Regions from separate parts of the Mus musculus genome. Here region 2 is linked to region 1. A link is a contact called in ENCODE Hi-C or POLR2A ChIA-PET data. All regions are on one chromosome and are shown on one strand. The core of a region is the stretch at or near the end of the contact, and the rest is flanking DNA. Distances in the headings are between cores, read along the strand shown. Region 1 holds the start of Syncrip (synaptotagmin binding, cytoplasmic RNA interacting protein). Region 2 holds the start of Snhg5 (small nucleolar RNA host gene 5).

Region 1 (2,954 bases), core at 221-2,720:
TTGGAGCTCGGGTACAGAAGGACCGATTCACTAGATTCTTCCTGAGCACCACCCCTGACTTCACCTGCTAACACTCACTGAGAAAAACCTTATTACAAATGAAGCCCAATCAGCACAGCGACCGGCCCAGCCTGCCACATGCAGCAGTTCCAAAACGGAGAATAAGGTGTGTGAAGCAAGCAACGCTGGGCTTGTCTCTCTCCAAGGTAAACCAGAAAGTGCGCTTTTCCCGCCTGCCGCTTATAGATCAGTAACAACAGCCAGCGAAGAACAAAGCGCTCACACAAGCCACCTTCCCACCACCCAATTCCTCCACCCTTCACCCCCACACCCCAAAGCCCGCCCCCGACTCCGCACCCGGAGCGGCAGCCTCGCCACTGCGGCCGCCAGGAACCCATTAGAAACACGTGCTCTGCGCCTTCAAATGTCCTACAACTTCCTTCAACGGAAACCCACCGAGTACCGGGCCAAGACGGTCATCACCGCCTCCCAACATCAACCCGCAGTCGCGGTGCGAGCCCCCTGAACCGTGCAACCGCACCATCTCGCCCCTCAACACTGAGGCCGCCGCGGCGCCAGGCCACGGGCTTTCCCCGCCCCCCAGCGCTGCCGTCTCCGCCGTGACACATGGCTCTCCGCCCCGGGCGCTCCCGGGCGCCCGCGACCCCCAGCCTCCCGCACCCCTCGGTGCAGTGGCTGCGGCGCCGAGGCCGACAGCCCGCGCGGGGAGGGCGTTCCGCCGCCAAGCACACGCCCGCGGGAGCCGAGCACCGCCCAAGCCCGCCGGCCGGTCGCGGGACAGCACCCCGCGCCTCTCCGCCCACTCCCGCGCCGCCGGCCACGACAGCACCAAGTCCGCCGCTCGCGCTCCGCGCGGGCCATCGGGCTGTCGAGGCGCCTCCTCCCGGAGCGCCGCAGACAAAGCCCAGCCGCGGCTGCACATGGGGAGAGGAGGAAGTGGCGGCGCGGCCGCGGCCTACTCTCCGGCAGCCCCGGCCAACGTGCTCTTCTCTCCCCCTTGGAATCCATTTTCCAGAAAAGCCGGTTTCTCCCCGCGCCGCCCTCCCCCAAGCACCCTCCACAATGTCACGGAGCTCCCCTCCCGGACCCGGGGGCCCGCGGTCGTTACCTCCCCGCGGGGCTGGGGCCGAGGAATCCTGTCCGACCGGGTCGGCTGGCGGGGAACGCGTGCTCGCTGCTCCCTGTGTCCGGCGCGAGTGGAGCTGTTGTAAAATGGCGGCCGAAGCTCACGCCGCTGGCAGCAAACCCGATCCAGTTCCACTCGCCTCCGAGCGCGCTCCCGGTGCGCGCGCGCCCCCGCGTGACCCCCCTTCCCTCCCCTCCCTGGCGCGTCCGCTTCTCTCCCTCACTCCCTCAGCTCAGCCCCTGCCCTCCGACAGCTCCTCCTTCTCCCCTCGCCACCTCCGCCGGCCGCTAGCCGCCCTGTCCTCTCAGCCTTCGTCCTTCCTTCCCTGCACCTCCTCCCCCAGCTTCCCCACTCCCGTCCGCGGCCGCTCACACACGAGTGGCCGCCCTTCTTCCTCTCTGGCTCTCTCTGGCTTCACGCCCTCCCTCGCTAGCTCTCTCTCGGCCCCGTCCCCAGTCCCTGCCGAGTCGCTCTTTCTCTCTCCCGCGCTGACGTGACGACGCAGACGACGCCGCGGGACGCGCGCCCGCGAGCCCCGCCTCTCGCCCCGCCCCTAACTCCCGGTCGGGGGGGGGGGAGAGACCCCGCCCTTCCGCCGCGGCGACAGCGAGGGGCCGAGTGAATGAGAGACCCGCCCTCTGTGCGGACACTCCCTCTCGCTCCGCGGGCGGGGCCGCCGGCTCGGCGTGTCCCACTCGTTCTTTGTCAGGAGACAAGCATATCCCCACCCCGCCCTCCCCGCCCCCCACCGCCCCACCGCCGGCCTGGGCTCCGAGGGTGCCCGACGTTGGCTGCCCGCTCTGCCGGGGCTGGGGCTGTCGCCGCCGCGGCCGCCCCGCGCCCTGGGCGCTGGAGAAGCTGCAGGCGCACGTGTCCCCCGGGGCGGGGCGAGGCGAGGCAGACAATGGGGCTGCGGGGGAGGGGAGCTGCACGGGGAACGGCGGAGCTCGGGGCCACCCGGTGGCGGGGCTGGAGTTCGGGAGTCACCCCGGGGAGCCCCGGCTTCCGCTGCTAGACAATGGGGTATCCCGCGGCCCGGCGCGCGCCGTCCTCCGCTTCCACGAATACCCTGGGCGGAGGGAGGGGCGCCGCGGGTTTGCGAGGAAATCCCTGTGCCTCCGGCTCGGGGATGACAGGGAGGCCAGATTTGGAAGCTTAACCGACCCGGTGGTGTTGGATTGTGCAATATTCCGTTTCTGTCCCTGGCCTTTTAAGCAGTTAAGTGCTCCTCCTGGCACACTTTGAACAACTTGAAGCAGCACAAAGCTGCGTGATTAGGACTACTGTGAGGGAAATGTGTTTCTTTTCAAGCATCTTGGCAATTAAATGTTATGTGAAGTGACATTTCCTTTGTAACCATTTACTATGGACAAGAAAGACAAGACAAAGGCGTTTGTATCTCAGGCGATATGGATACTAATTTTATCCAGAGCGACTGTAATGAAAAATGGCATTATCCTCTTTGAAAAAAAAAACAAAAAACTACAATTAGAAAGCTACTTGTTCTTCCAAATGAGCTTTATGCTATGATAAGCCAGTAAGTAGTCCAAGGAAACTTAGATAAACACTCTTCAAAGTGCCTAGACACATAAAATTGAGCTTTTTTTCTGTTGACAGGTGGATCAAGTAGGAAATATTTCTGAAGTACTGCTATCCAAAACCTGCTTAATAAGGCTTTGCCTATCCACCGCCTACATCCCATACTACCAAACATATCCTTGCTATGGTATTTAATTAATTCAGCAAGATATTATAGTTAGTACCACAAAAGTCTGGATAATGATAGCATTGAAAAAACAACCAAAGT
Region 2 (2,954 bases), core at 313-2,812, 40 kb after region 1:
ACATGTAGATAGACCCCATCTCAAACATCCCAGTACTAAGACTGCATTTTTTTGTCTATGCTTTTTCTGGATGGTCACATCTAGTTTTCATTCGCACGTCTTGTGTCACTGGCTCTAAAATATAAAAATAAGAACACAGGCATTATGTTACTGCCAACATTAAAGAAGAACACAATAGTCCTTTGCAATGGTCCATCTCAGAAGCCAGATCCGTAAGTATGGTTTTTCAACAGGAATTCAGGTTCGGGATAGGATCATCATAGACTAGACCAACGACAGTAAGCTCAGCAGAAAACAAAACAGAGCACCACTCACATGCACTCCTGCTGCAGGATCTTCACAGGCGGACTGGCATCTCTCGCAAGTTCTTGTGTCACTGGCCCTAAAATATAAAAACAAAAACACAGGCATTACGTCATTGCCAACATTAAAGAAGAACACAATAGTCCTTTGCAATGGTCCATCTCAGAAGCCAGATCCGTAATTATGGTTTTTCAACAGGAATTCAGGTTCGGGATAGGATCATCATAGACTAGACCAACGACAGTAAGCTCAGCAGAAAACAAAACAGAGCACCACTCACATGCACTTCTGCTGTAGGATCTTCACACGCAGGCTGGCATCTCACTGGTCAGCATTCACTACAGAAAGAGGTACCATGACATGCTATGAGTAAGAACTGCATTAACAAGACTACCACTTAAACACAATGGTCTTCTCTCAGAAGCTGCATTTATCTTCAGGTCATCATCTTCGGGATGTATTTCATCACTGTTCTGACCCGGTATGTCTCACAACTGTTTGTACAATCAATTTGTACACCATGCATTCACAACAGTCACTCCAAATTGCAAAGGCCAGAGTAGTTTGGCCAGGACTACTTCACAATACATTTCCAGGAACCCGGATTCTTACTTCACAACGGTATGTTTGCATGCTTACAAGGGAAAAAATCTAGGCTTCAATACACACCCTTTAAAACGGTCATGTTTTAAGCATGTTTCTTTCATTTATCAATTCTCTCAGATGCTTTGGGCTCCCCTCCATCTAATATAATGAAAAATCAAAAAACAAAATTTAAGCATCACACATCACTTCCTATTGCACTATAACAATATTCTTAAAATATAGAAGCTGCATCGCCTTTACCTTGGTTTCTTCTTGTAGCTGCTTTGAAGACGCGAAGAACAATGGCGCCATTGTCCTTGTGAACGTGCATATAATAGGATGTCTCTTTCGGTGACTCTAGTACCTTCGGAACAGCACAAAAGGCTGCAAACCCTGCTGTAAAAACCTACCCACGCGGGGACTCAGGAACTAGAACGCATGCGGCCTTCAGTCAGGCCGCTTAGTACGAATCTCACTGGGGCCCAGACTCCAATCCCGAAATATCATTAGCTGCTGCGCACTTCTCCGAGGAAGTTTACACCAGTACCCTAAGTTCAAGTCTCAGAAGCCTCCAAATCCTCGTTGCACCCCTATATTTCACTTGGTCATCCGACTGTAACTCACTCACCGACAAGACAAAGAATATCTTAGGCTCCGTCGTAAAAGAACGAGCCCGGTTCACCGCAGCTCCTTTTATAGTCTCCTTTGTGCGAGATCGAGGCTGCCCCTCCCTCTGTCACTGATTGGACGCGAGAGTACGTGGGGGCGTGGCTTTTCATGAAGCAACGCGTGGGAGCGCGCGCCTTGGACCTCTTTTTTTTTTTACAGGCCATTCCGGGGCGTGGTGCGCGCCGCCCGCCCGCCGCCGCGTGCATCTCCGTTGCTGCGCGCGCTCCCGCTGGCTCGCCGCCACCGGTCTCTTCCGAGTCTGGCGGGGTGGCTCAGCTCGACGTGGCGTGGGAGTGGCGCCAGAATTCAAACGAACTGCCGCAGTTGGAGGCGAGGTCACCGCCTGCTTCGAGCCTAGTCGACACGGACGGTCGGCGGCAGGGAGTGGCCTTGACTTCGCCGCGCAGGCAGCTTTGAGCGCCGCTGGTGGAGAAGCTTGGTTGCTACGGTGGCCAGCGCTGCGCTTGTGTATTCAGCGGGGCAGCCGAAGGGACCTGGGAGGACAGAATTACGCGGGTGAAAACCGAAAAGCTCTCCGTTTATCCTTCCTGCATTCTGGGGGTGCCGCTGGTCTGCAGACAGCCATGCTGTCCAGTGCAGGCTTATCCAACGCCTGCTTGGGCGCTCAACCAGGTCCAACACCAGATTCCCCCGCCCCCCCAAGTCTCCCACTCCGGGAAACAGACACTAGTGACAGTTATACTGTCAGAATGCTGAGAAGTTAAACATTCCGTTTCACAGAGGAGAAAGCAAGTCAAAAGCCGCCAGTTGGCCTAAGGTCACATAGCTATCCTTTGCTATTTTTTAAGTTTCTCCCTTCTAAATTATCTGCAGAAAAAAACTTAAGACTTCAAAGGTCAAATATATAATTCAAAGTAATTTAAATGTATGGATACACACATTTGGATATTTTAGCACTTGGAAGCTCGGGTCTTTATTTTGTAGCATTTTTTACTAATTATGTGTGCATTTGCTGTCAGTTTACATTAACAGTTATCCTCTGATCACCATACTTATAGACTGTGGCATGCATGCCCTCACACACATCATGCACACATGTGATAGTAATGGTAATAAGTGAATAAAAGCCGTTTGGGTAAGAACATCACATAAGGTTTGCCATAGAAAGAAGGTAGGGAATAGAATCACATGGTAAAAGCTTGTCACAGCATCTGGTTAAGGACTGTGCCTCTGGGCTACATTTCAAGCCTGTGGTCTTAATTTGGTTCTTTTTAAATCTATGTGCCCAGGTACACACATGCATGCAGAGGCTGAAGGGCAGCCTTAGGTGTTATCCTCGCAAGCACCATTTATTCCCTTTTGAGATAGGGCCTCTTACTGATCTGGAGCTCAGGAATCAGGCTAGACTGGCTGAGCACAAGTCTAGGAGATCCTTC

What was found. Hi-C counts contacts between places; a loop is a spot of excess contacts on that map. ChIA-PET counts read pairs that join two places held with the same protein, here RNA polymerase II (POLR2A).
Region 2: a map of left cerebral cortex shows a loop between it and region 1 (9-fold over the local background). The contact joins the promoter of Snhg5 here to the promoter of Syncrip in region 1. A Hi-C loop is called at or near these places in 26 of 37 maps with a recorded cell type or tissue (CH12.LX, Patski, T-helper 1 cell and 10 more). POLR2A ChIA-PET finds 5 or more read pairs at or near these places in 5 of 5 experiments (Patski and embryonic stem cell).

The regions. Positions count from the first base shown.
Region 1 is chr9:88,480,927-88,483,880 of GRCm38, forward strand. It overlaps Syncrip (synaptotagmin binding, cytoplasmic RNA interacting protein), which reads right to left and starts at 1,471. Exons shown (of 11, transcript NM_019666.2): 1 at 1,130-1,471.
Region 2 is chr9:88,521,335-88,524,288 of GRCm38, forward strand. It overlaps Snhg5 (small nucleolar RNA host gene 5), which reads right to left and starts at 1,563. Exons shown (of 5, transcript NR_040721.1): 1 at 1,150-1,563; 2 at 973-1,047; 3 at 584-641; 4 at 316-382; 5 at 1-114. LOC115487267 (a small nucleolar RNA gene) reads right to left here and starts at 534; the gene lies at 463-534. It overlaps LOC115487269 (a small nucleolar RNA gene), which reads right to left and starts at 266; the gene lies at 195-266.